2 separate regions of the Homo sapiens genome follow, and region 2 is linked to region 1. Evidence: chromatin contacts called from ENCODE Hi-C or POLR2A ChIA-PET data. All regions are on one chromosome and are shown on one strand. Each heading gives the region's core, a stretch centred on a gene start or an enhancer-like site at or near the end of the contact. The rest is flanking DNA. Distances are from core to core; before and after follow the strand shown. Region 1 overlaps NID1 (nidogen 1). Region 2 has its middle 34 kb from the start of LGALS8.

Region 1 (4,592 bases), core at 1,559-4,058:
TTTAGTAGATACGGGGTTTCACCATGTTAGCCAGGCTGGTCTCAAACTCCTTGCCTCAGGTGATCTGCCTGCCTCATCTTTCCAGAGTGCTGGGATTACAGGCGTGAGCCACCGCGCCCAGCCTGATTTATTGTCTTTAATGTCAGCCAAGCCCTTGACCAAGGCAGGTGTGGTGCTCTTCCTCTCTGTCCCATAGCAGCCTGTCCAGACCACAGCCAGCCGCTTCTCCCACTGTGCCACTGACCAGGGCCCTCATCTTTTGCACTAGCCTGTACAATCAAGGACTCTCCTATTTAGCCCTTGCAGGGCGCCTGGCTGATGGCAGCTTTCACTAAATGCTTATAACACTAGTGAGTAAGTGCTTCACGTGTCCATGGGGCTCTTGACCTGAAGCGTATGATGACTACAGTGATTTTAAAAGCCCTGCTGTGGTAGAATTTTGGGAGAGGAAGGCAGCTGGGAGCCAAGAGCTGCTCCAGGAAACAGGTGTGATGAAACTCAACAATGCAGTTTCACACTGTGACAGAAGAGACTGCACACAGAGGAGGAGTGCAAGCTCTCTTCCATGCTGGTTTACGACCTTTCTGTTTTCCCTTCTTTGTTTGCCTTTTCCTAACTGCGAGTTCAGTGCCCCTCCCTGGCCATTCGTCTTCCTCTCTAGCCCTGTGAGAATGGGGGTAAATGTTGGGAAGGGACATGAAGAGAGTTCATAAGTAAAGAAAGCTGTTATCACCGTTATTGCTGTTGCTATCACTATTATTAGTAGTGTTGTTCTTAGTGGCCCCTAGGAACATGAGGATGAAGACCATGTCAGATGGACATTGCCCCCTTGACTTGTAAATTCTCCTTCTTGGAAATTTGGCAGTCTTGCTTGGACTAACAAGTGTCTATTTGGCAGTGAATGAGATGGGGCTATAAGCCAGCAAAATCTCAAAGCCAGGCTGGGCGTGGTGGCTCAAGCCTGTAATCCCAGCACTTTGGGAGGCCGAGGCGGGTGAATCACGAGGTCAGGAGTTCGAGACCAGCCTGGCCAACATCATGAAACCCCGTCTCTACTAAAAATACAGAAAATTAGCTGGGCGCAGTGGCAGGCGCCTGTAATCCCAGCTACTTGGGAGACTGAGGCAGGAGAATCGCTTGAACCCGGGAGGCAGAGGTTGCGGTAAGCTGAGATTGCACCACTTCACTCCAGGCCGGGCGACAGTGATATTCTGTCTCCAAAAAAAAAAAAAAAAAATCTCAAAGCCAGCAGAGACCAGGGACTGTTCACTGCACCTGAGTGACCTTGTCCAGAGATGTGTGTCCCAGAGGTGCATGCTCAGAACCCGTGTAGGCCCTGGGAGTAGCTGCCTCTGTAGTGGGGCGTGGACTCTGTGCAGGAAGATGCTGAATAAATAGCACCTTCCCAAACAAGTTCCATTCTGAGTAGCCCATGGGTTCTCCCACGGTTGCATGTCGTCTCTTTCCAGAGAGTCTTGACATCTGTGAGCACCTCCCCTCTCTCCACTCTATTGAGTATATGAGAGGCTACAATTGTCATTTATTTGAATGAACACAGAGAAACCAATTTAATCAAGCAAGGGAATGGAATGCAAATCCAAGGTCAAGAATGTACTTTCTTCTTAGTTCTCCTTCTTGTAAACCAAAAAGTATCTGAGACAGGTCTCAATCAATTTAACAATTTATTTTGCCCAAGTTAAGGAGATGCCTGTGACACAGCCTCAGGAGGTCCTGATGTCGTATGCCCAAGGTGGTCAGGCTACAGCTTGGTTTTATAGATCTTAGGGAGACATAAGACATCAATCAATACAGGTAAGATGTATGTTGGTTTGGTCCAGAAAGGTGGGACAACTGGGAGCCAAGTGTAGGAGGGAGAGCTTCCAGGTCATAGGCAGATTCAAAGATTTTCTGATTGTCAATTGGTTGAGTTATTATCTAAAAACCTGGAACCAATAGAAAGGAATGTCTGGGTTATGATAAGGGCTTGTGGAGACCAAGGTTTAGTCATGCAGATGAAGCCTCCAGGTAGGCGGCTTCAGAGAGAACAGATTGTAGATGTTTCTTATCAGACTTAAAGAGTCTGTTCTGCCAGGTTTTGTTGTTGCTGTTGTTGTTGTTGTTGTTTTAATTGAGATAGAGTCTCGCTCTGTCACCCAGGCTGGAGTGCAGTGGCGCAATCTCAGCTCACTGCAACCTCCACTCCCTGGGTTCAAGAGATTCTCGTGCCTCAGCCTCCCAAATAGCTAGGATTACAGGCGCCCATCACCACGCCCAGCTAATTTTTGTATTTTTAGTAGAGATGGGGTCTCACCACATTGGCCAGGCTGGTCTCAAACTCCTGACCTCAAGTGATCCACCCGCCTCAGCCTCCCAAAGCGCTGGGATTACAGGCGAGAGCCACAGGGCCCGGCCTGTTCTTTCAGTCTTAAGGTCCATGTTGATGTTAATGGTAATGAGACGTGGCCAACCCTCCCCTTCCTCTCATGGCCTGAAGTAGTTTCATAGGTTGACTTTGGAATGCCCTCGGCTGAGAGGAGGGGTCCATTCCGATGGTAGGCGGACTTGGAATTTTATTTTTGGTTTACACTCTGTTTCATTTTCCTCTCATTCTCTTTGTCCCCCCACCTTGAGAAAAGTCACCCCAGACTTCCTGCCACTCCTCAGATAAGTATCAGGTCTTGAATGCTTTCTTCCCTAGCAGCTCGAACTAGATGAGTAAGAAGACGCTTGTCTGAGTCATCAATGTATCAACCAGAAACAAGCTCAGGAAATGCGTCTTTAGCATCCCCACTACCCCCACCCCATCCACCAGGCCTTTAATGGAAAGTTTCCCATGGGGGCCAGGGACACTCAGCAGGGGACTCTCCCTAGAGCCCCTGGGCTGCTCCCACTGTCTGCTGGCCCAGAAAGTCCACCGAGATCACAGCTTTTTATAAACTCACTTGAGATTCTATTTCCTGAGTACAGTTGAGGTTCCCCCTCCTTTTTACAAGTTCAAGATACAGTACTTCAAAGTTCCACTGTAAATTCTAGAGCCCTTGAGATTTTCTATGCTGACCAAATACTTTGTTAACACAACTCTGTCGGCCACATAAAATGGAACAACGCTTACTGCATGAAAAGTTTTGTTTGGTTGACAGCACACAGGACACCAGTTTTGTTTTCTAACTGGAAAAGCACCACCACATGCAGATGTGATTGGTAGGAAAATGGGGCTCTGGATGCACAGGTAATTTTGGTGAATGAGCTAAGGTACTGTGTGTACATCGCTGTTGTCGTAACAGGTTCAATGTGAGGGAGCCGTCTAAGCACTGGCAATGTGGACGCCAGATGCCAGACCAGAAGGGCGGGGCTAGACCACAAACCCAGAGACCTAGGTTCTCGTTAGAACTGAGCCACCAACCAGTGCTGTGGCCTGAAGGAGTCTCTGAGCCACCAACCAGTGCTGTGGCCTGAAGGAGTCTCAACTTCTCTGAGTTTCAGTTTTCTCATTTGGTGTAAAAACTGCAGTTGCTTATCACATAGGATTGCAATGAGAATCAAATGAAACATATCTGTGAATGGAAACAGCTTATATGAAAACTCTAAAACCCTATGCCAACGTAAAATTTTGTGGAAGTAAACACGTTTTACATTCAAGAGTGAACAAAACCAGATTTTTTTTTTTTGAGACAGAGTTTTGCTCTTGTCGTCCAGGCTGGAGTGCAATGTCACAATCTTGGCTCACTGCAACCTCTGCCTCCTGGGTTCAAATGATTCTCCAGCCTCAGCCTCCCGAGTAGCTGGGATTACAGGCACCCGCCACCACACCCAGCTAGTTTTTGTACTTTTAGTACAGACGGGGTTTCTCCATGTTGGCCAGGCTGGTCTCAAACTCCTGACCTCAGGTGATCCACCCACCTCGGCCTCCCAAAGTGCTGGGATTACAGGCGTGAACCAACGTGCCCAGCCAGACATTTTTTATTCTAACCAGATGGCTTGCTTGTATCTTTGTTTGGTGCTTCCTACTTCAAATGTTTTGTTTTGTTTTTTATATTAATTAGCCTCTGGGACAAAAGAAAAGCATGCATGGTTTTGTCTTGCTGGGTTCAACAAATACTTTTCTGGCATGCTAACTGCTTCTCACCAAGGGAGCAACCACGTTAAGCAAACCAACATGAGAACTGGCAACACAGACAAAGGTACTTCAAATATTCACTGGCAACACACTTATGGAATGTCACTGTGTCTGCTTTGCGAGGATCCAGTCGCAAATGAACATCTGGGTGCAGAGCTCGAAATGTCTCTGTGTGCCTTGTCTCGTCACCTCCCACTGACTCCTCAAACAGTCCTGTGAGATCTGTTATTACTGCCATCCCTGTTCCACTGCTGCAGGAGGCACAGCTTAATCTGTATCATTGACATGTACAAGGTGACACCAGAAGTAATGGAACTGAGGCCAGGCATGGTGGCTCATACCTGTAATCCCAGCACTTTGGGAGGCCGAGGTGGGTGGATCACCTGAGGTCAGGAGTTCGAGACCAGCCTGGCCAACATAGTGAAACCCCGTCTCTACCAAAAAAATTCAAAATTAGCCAGACATGGTGGTGGGC
Region 2 (4,592 bases), core at 764-3,263, 490 kb before region 1:
AGGATGTCCGGGGGAGCTACCCTCTTGTACATTTGCAAAAGCGCTGATAAGCTCAATCGTTTCATTTCAAGTGGCACTGTGCATTGCTTTGATCTCTTCAACGGTGGAGCTGATTTCTAGGAGGCATCCCCAGCTAAACACAGCCACTAGACCCATGCCTCACAGCCCCCGCAGCCACAGGAAGAAAGAAAACAGGCTCTCCCTCACCTTGGTTCTTCTGGTCTAGGTGGTGAGCACCCTGAGGGGCAGCAGCCACCGGCCCAGGGGTGCCAGCAGGCCCAGAGTGTGGCCCAGCATCTCAGCCACGATCCTCTGTAAACACAGGGGAAGGAAGCAAGACTTGCCCTCATCCATTTACAACCAAGTCCACAGGGTTCAGAAGGTAGAGATCAGAGAAGAAATGGAGGTGAATGTTGCTACTGCCTTGGGCTCATGTAGATAAGCTGTGTTTCAATTCAAAGAGTAGAAAATGATTTTAGCATTATTAGGACTAAAGTGTCATTAAGGATGAAAGACAAGGCCAGATGCGGTGGTTCATGCCTATAATCCCAGCATTTTGGAAGGCCGAGATGGGTGGATCAACTGATGTTGGGAGTTCGAGACAAGCCTGGCCAACATGGTGAAACCCCGTCTCTACTAAAAATTAGCCAGCCTTGGTGGCAAACACCTGTAATCCCAGCTACTCTGGAGGCTGACGCATGAGAATTGCTTGAACCTGACAGGCGGAGGTTGCAGTGAGCCGAGATGTCGCCACTGCACTCCAGCCTGGGTGACAGAGCGAGACTCTGTCTCAAAAAAAAAAAGAAACACAAGCGAACAAATTGCTTCTGCATAGTCAGGGAAAAAGGAAGCCCGTGGCAGGGAGAGGAAGGCCGTCGGCATACGGAGGAAATCTGATTTGATAAATGAGTGCATGGCTCGAAAACAAGCGACACGAAATAATGACACGGACCCAAAGGAGAGGAAAATTATAAAACAAGGAGAGCAGAAGTGGAAAGAGATGTGATAAGAAGGATAGTCTCCTCAAAACTAGATAAAACATTTACTCATCTAAAAGAGAAAGGAAGGGGGAAGAAAATCTCCTAGACCTTACTTATTAATATTGTACTTAAAAGAACATATTTTTGCATTGCACATTATAGAGGAAGGGGCAAGGATAGTGCTCTGGGTCAATATTTGCTGTAACTATGAACTTTGTCCTTTAACATGACAGCTACCTTTGGTCACAGCCGCTTCCTTGGATGCTAAATTGAAAGGGAAAGAGACCAAAAGTGCACAAAGGGCTAAGCCTAAAACTACAGGAAGAAAGCATCCTGCCGAGTGTTAAAAATAATTCCCAGAGTATGGAACTGTTATTGGAGCTGGCTGGTCACACATTGGATCCGAATGACAGGGTGAAGTAGCGATGAACACATCCACGGGACGGGGACCTTCATTTCAATTATGGCGGCCTCGTTCTGCTTATATGTGCTCATTTGTAAAACAGCCCCACTCTTCCTATCTTCCAGTGGGGCTACTTGCAAGGCTTTTAGCATACAACCAAGAATTATTTTTTAATTTTAATTTTTATTTATTTATTTTTGAGACGGAGTCTCGCTCTGTAGCCCAGGCTGGAGTGCAGTGGCACGATTTCGGCTCACCGCAACCTCCACCTCCCGGGTCCCGGTTCAGGCAATTCTCCTGCCTCAGCCTCTCGAGTAACTGGGATTACAGGAATGTGCCACTATGCCCAGCTAAGTTTTGTATTTTTAGTAGAGCCGGAGTTTCACCATGTTGGCCAGGCTGGTCTTGAACTCCTGACCTCGTGATCCGCCCGCCCTGGACTCCCAAAGTACTGGGATTACAGGCGAGCCACCGCGCCTGGCCAAGAATTAATATTAATAAAAGGCTGGTCCTGGGCTGGTTTTAGGATGTCAGCCCAGCCAGAAAGGATGTGTATAGATGTTATATTCCAGCAGGGGGCAGTACCACATAAAAATAACTCTTAAGGAAAATCCAGGTCTGCTACCACATATTTTCCATGTTGTTGAATAATAATTATTTAGTGCCGTAAAAATAGGTGACTTGTTCATACAATTGATCTTTTGAGTACTGGTGGGAAATCCCAGGACCATGTAAGCCCTAACAATGTAAAAGTCACGTGCCTTCTTTGAGTCTCCCTCCTGTGTGAGTCCTCCTGTGTGTAGATGTGTCGGGGAGTGTGGCTTTCCTTTCTGTGTGTGTAGTAATTTGCTATTGCAACCAAGGAAATGCATATTACATAGGACCTCATCAACTACCATTATAGATGAAAGTTTTGTTTAAGAGAATATACCCTAGATTTTTCTCTTTTTAAAATAGAGACAGAATTCTCACTGTGTTGCCCAGGGTGGTCTCAAACTCCTGATCTCAAGTGACCCTCCCGCCCTCAGTCTCCCAAAGTGCTGGGATTACAGGCATGAGCCACCACATCCAGCCCTGTAATTTAGCTAAAGATATTTCATTCTAGGCTGGGAATGGTGGCTCCCGCCTGTAATCCCAGCACTTTGGAGGCTAAGGTGGGAGGATCACTTGAGGCCAGGAGTTTGAGACCAGCTTGGACAGCATAGCTAAACCCCATCTCTACCAAAAAAAAAAAAAAAAATTGCTGGGTGTGCTTGTATACGACTGCAGTTTCCATTACTTGGGAGGCTGAGGCAGGAGGATTCCTTGAGCCCAGGAGGTTGAGGCTGCAGTGAGCTATAATTTCACCACTGCACTCCAGCCTGGGCAACAGAGCAAGACCCTGCCTCAAAAAATAATAAAGAAAAATAAAAAATAGATTTCTAATAGCAAAAGGACCTCATCATTAGCAGTTAAGTTTATAATATACCCAATTTAACATGGATCCCTACGGACAGAAGTAAAAGTATTAATAAACTTAAATTTTAACAATGATTTGATCAATTAGTTATAATATCCTACCTTTCCACTCTCTCCTTTGTAAAGTATCGGCATGCTTATGCTATTACAGTACTCATTTGCTATAAATTAACTTTAAATTAAATGATTTTGCATTGTTACACAATTGATTGATACTTGTATTTCAGTTGGGAATTACTGTTTGATATTTTTGTATGCAACATAGATATAAATCATACTACACTTAGTCAAAGTCTGGACTCTGAAGGAACTTTAAAAATCTTTTGATTAAATTTCTCTCTGTTAATGGTATGCTCCTACTCATCAAAAATTTTCATAAACTCCAGTCATTACAGATGTCAACATGTGCAAGAAACAGTACAGTCAAATTATAACAGCAAATTTATATCAACTCTTTTGTTTGTTTTTTTTGAGATGGCACTCTGTCTCTCCCAGGTTGGAGTGCAGTGGCATGATCTTGGCTCACTGCTGCCTCCCGTATTCAAGTGATTCTCCTGTCTCAGCCTCCCCAGTAGCTGGGACTATAGGTGTGCACCACCATACCCAGCTAACTTTGTATTTTTAGTAGAGATAGGTTTTCACTATGTTGGCCAGGTTGGTCTCGAACTCCTGACCTCAGGTGATCCACCCGCCTTGGCCTCCCAAAGTGTTGGGATCACAGGCGTGAGCCACCGTGCCCAGCCAACTCTCCTATTAAAAAAAAAAAAAGAAAGAAAAGGAAATTTTTCCACCCTGGAACTTCCCCATGCAATTATAATAGGAATTAAAATAGAATGATAAGGATGTTCAAAGCTTTCCTAGCCATGCTAGCAATGAGATGATAATAAATCCAGTGTTAGACATGACTAGCAATCAGGACTCTGGAAATAATGATATCAAAATGAAAGACAAGTGGGACGTACGCTGTGGTCCTACGTTTTTCCTGCTGTTCCTGCTATTCCTGAATTTAAGGGTAAAGGCGCACACTCAACTCTGCCCGTATCTTATCTGCCTGAAGCCTGCAAATCAGCAAATGTCATCTTGCTTGACGTTTTTGGTCCATCTCAAGGGAGGAAAGTTCCACTGACACTCGTGAACAATAGCTGTGTCTGAGATGAGATGGTATGTTCGGTTTACAGTCAGTTTTGAGACTGCACTTTTGTGGTTGGAATTTTGGAAACATGCCCCCTAGAAGCTGTGCTCACTAAATTTTCCAAATTTTAAATTTATAATTTAAGAACATTTTACTATTTTTATTTATGTTTGCTGCTGTGGCCCCTTCGGAGGCAGTTAGAAGCCCACGTCTTGGGCTGCTGTCCCAGGCCACCGAGAATGGCCTTGTGGCTTTCAGTAGAGCAGGGCTTCCTCTGAGCAGAGGACTTGAGTGAAGTCTAGGAAAGGACGGGGGCGGGAAGGAGGGCGGGCAGGGGGTGGGGGCAGGTGCTATTTCTGTTTTGGTTTTTTGAGATGGAGTCTCACTCTGTCGCCCAGGCTGGAGTGCATGGCACGATCTTGGCTCACTGCAACCTCCACCTTCCCAGTTCAAGCAGTTCCCTGTCTCAGCCTCCGGAGTAGCTGGGACTACAGGCACCCGCTACCACGCCTGGCTACTTTTTGTATTTTTAGTAGAGACGGGGTTTCACCATCTTGGCCAGGCTGGTCTTGAACTCCTGACCCCGTGATCCACGCGCCTCGGCCTCCCAAAGTGTTGG

What was found. A loop is a pair of places that touch in the nucleus more often than their neighbours do. ChIA-PET counts read pairs that join two places held with the same protein, here RNA polymerase II (POLR2A). Pooled maps may share reads with other maps.
Region 2: a loop to region 1 is called in a pooled map, with 3 times the contacts of the local background. The contact joins two enhancer-like sites. A Hi-C loop is called at or near these places in 1 of 37 single-sample maps with no recorded cell type and 3 of 50 pooled maps. POLR2A ChIA-PET finds 5 or more read pairs at or near these places in 1 of 52 experiments (A673).

The regions. Positions count from the first base shown.
Region 1 is chr1:235,997,752-236,002,343 of GRCh38, reverse strand. The region is part of intron 12 of NID1 (nidogen 1); the gene reads left to right. Among named protein-coding and RNA genes, the nearest start is that of LINC02768, 28 kb to the right of the region's middle. RefSeq lists enhancers at 184-892, 2,858-2,927, 2,968-3,017, 1,919-3,118. Within about 2 kb of position 2,808, at least 13 of the 41 ENCODE cell types and tissues checked have a DNase peak (open chromatin) inside an H3K27ac peak, as active enhancers do.
Region 2 is chr1:236,487,457-236,492,048 of GRCh38, reverse strand. No RefSeq gene overlaps it. Among named protein-coding and RNA genes, the nearest start is that of LGALS8, 34 kb to the left of the region's middle. Within about 2 kb of position 2,013, at least 2 of the 41 ENCODE cell types and tissues checked have a DNase peak (open chromatin) inside an H3K27ac peak, as active enhancers do.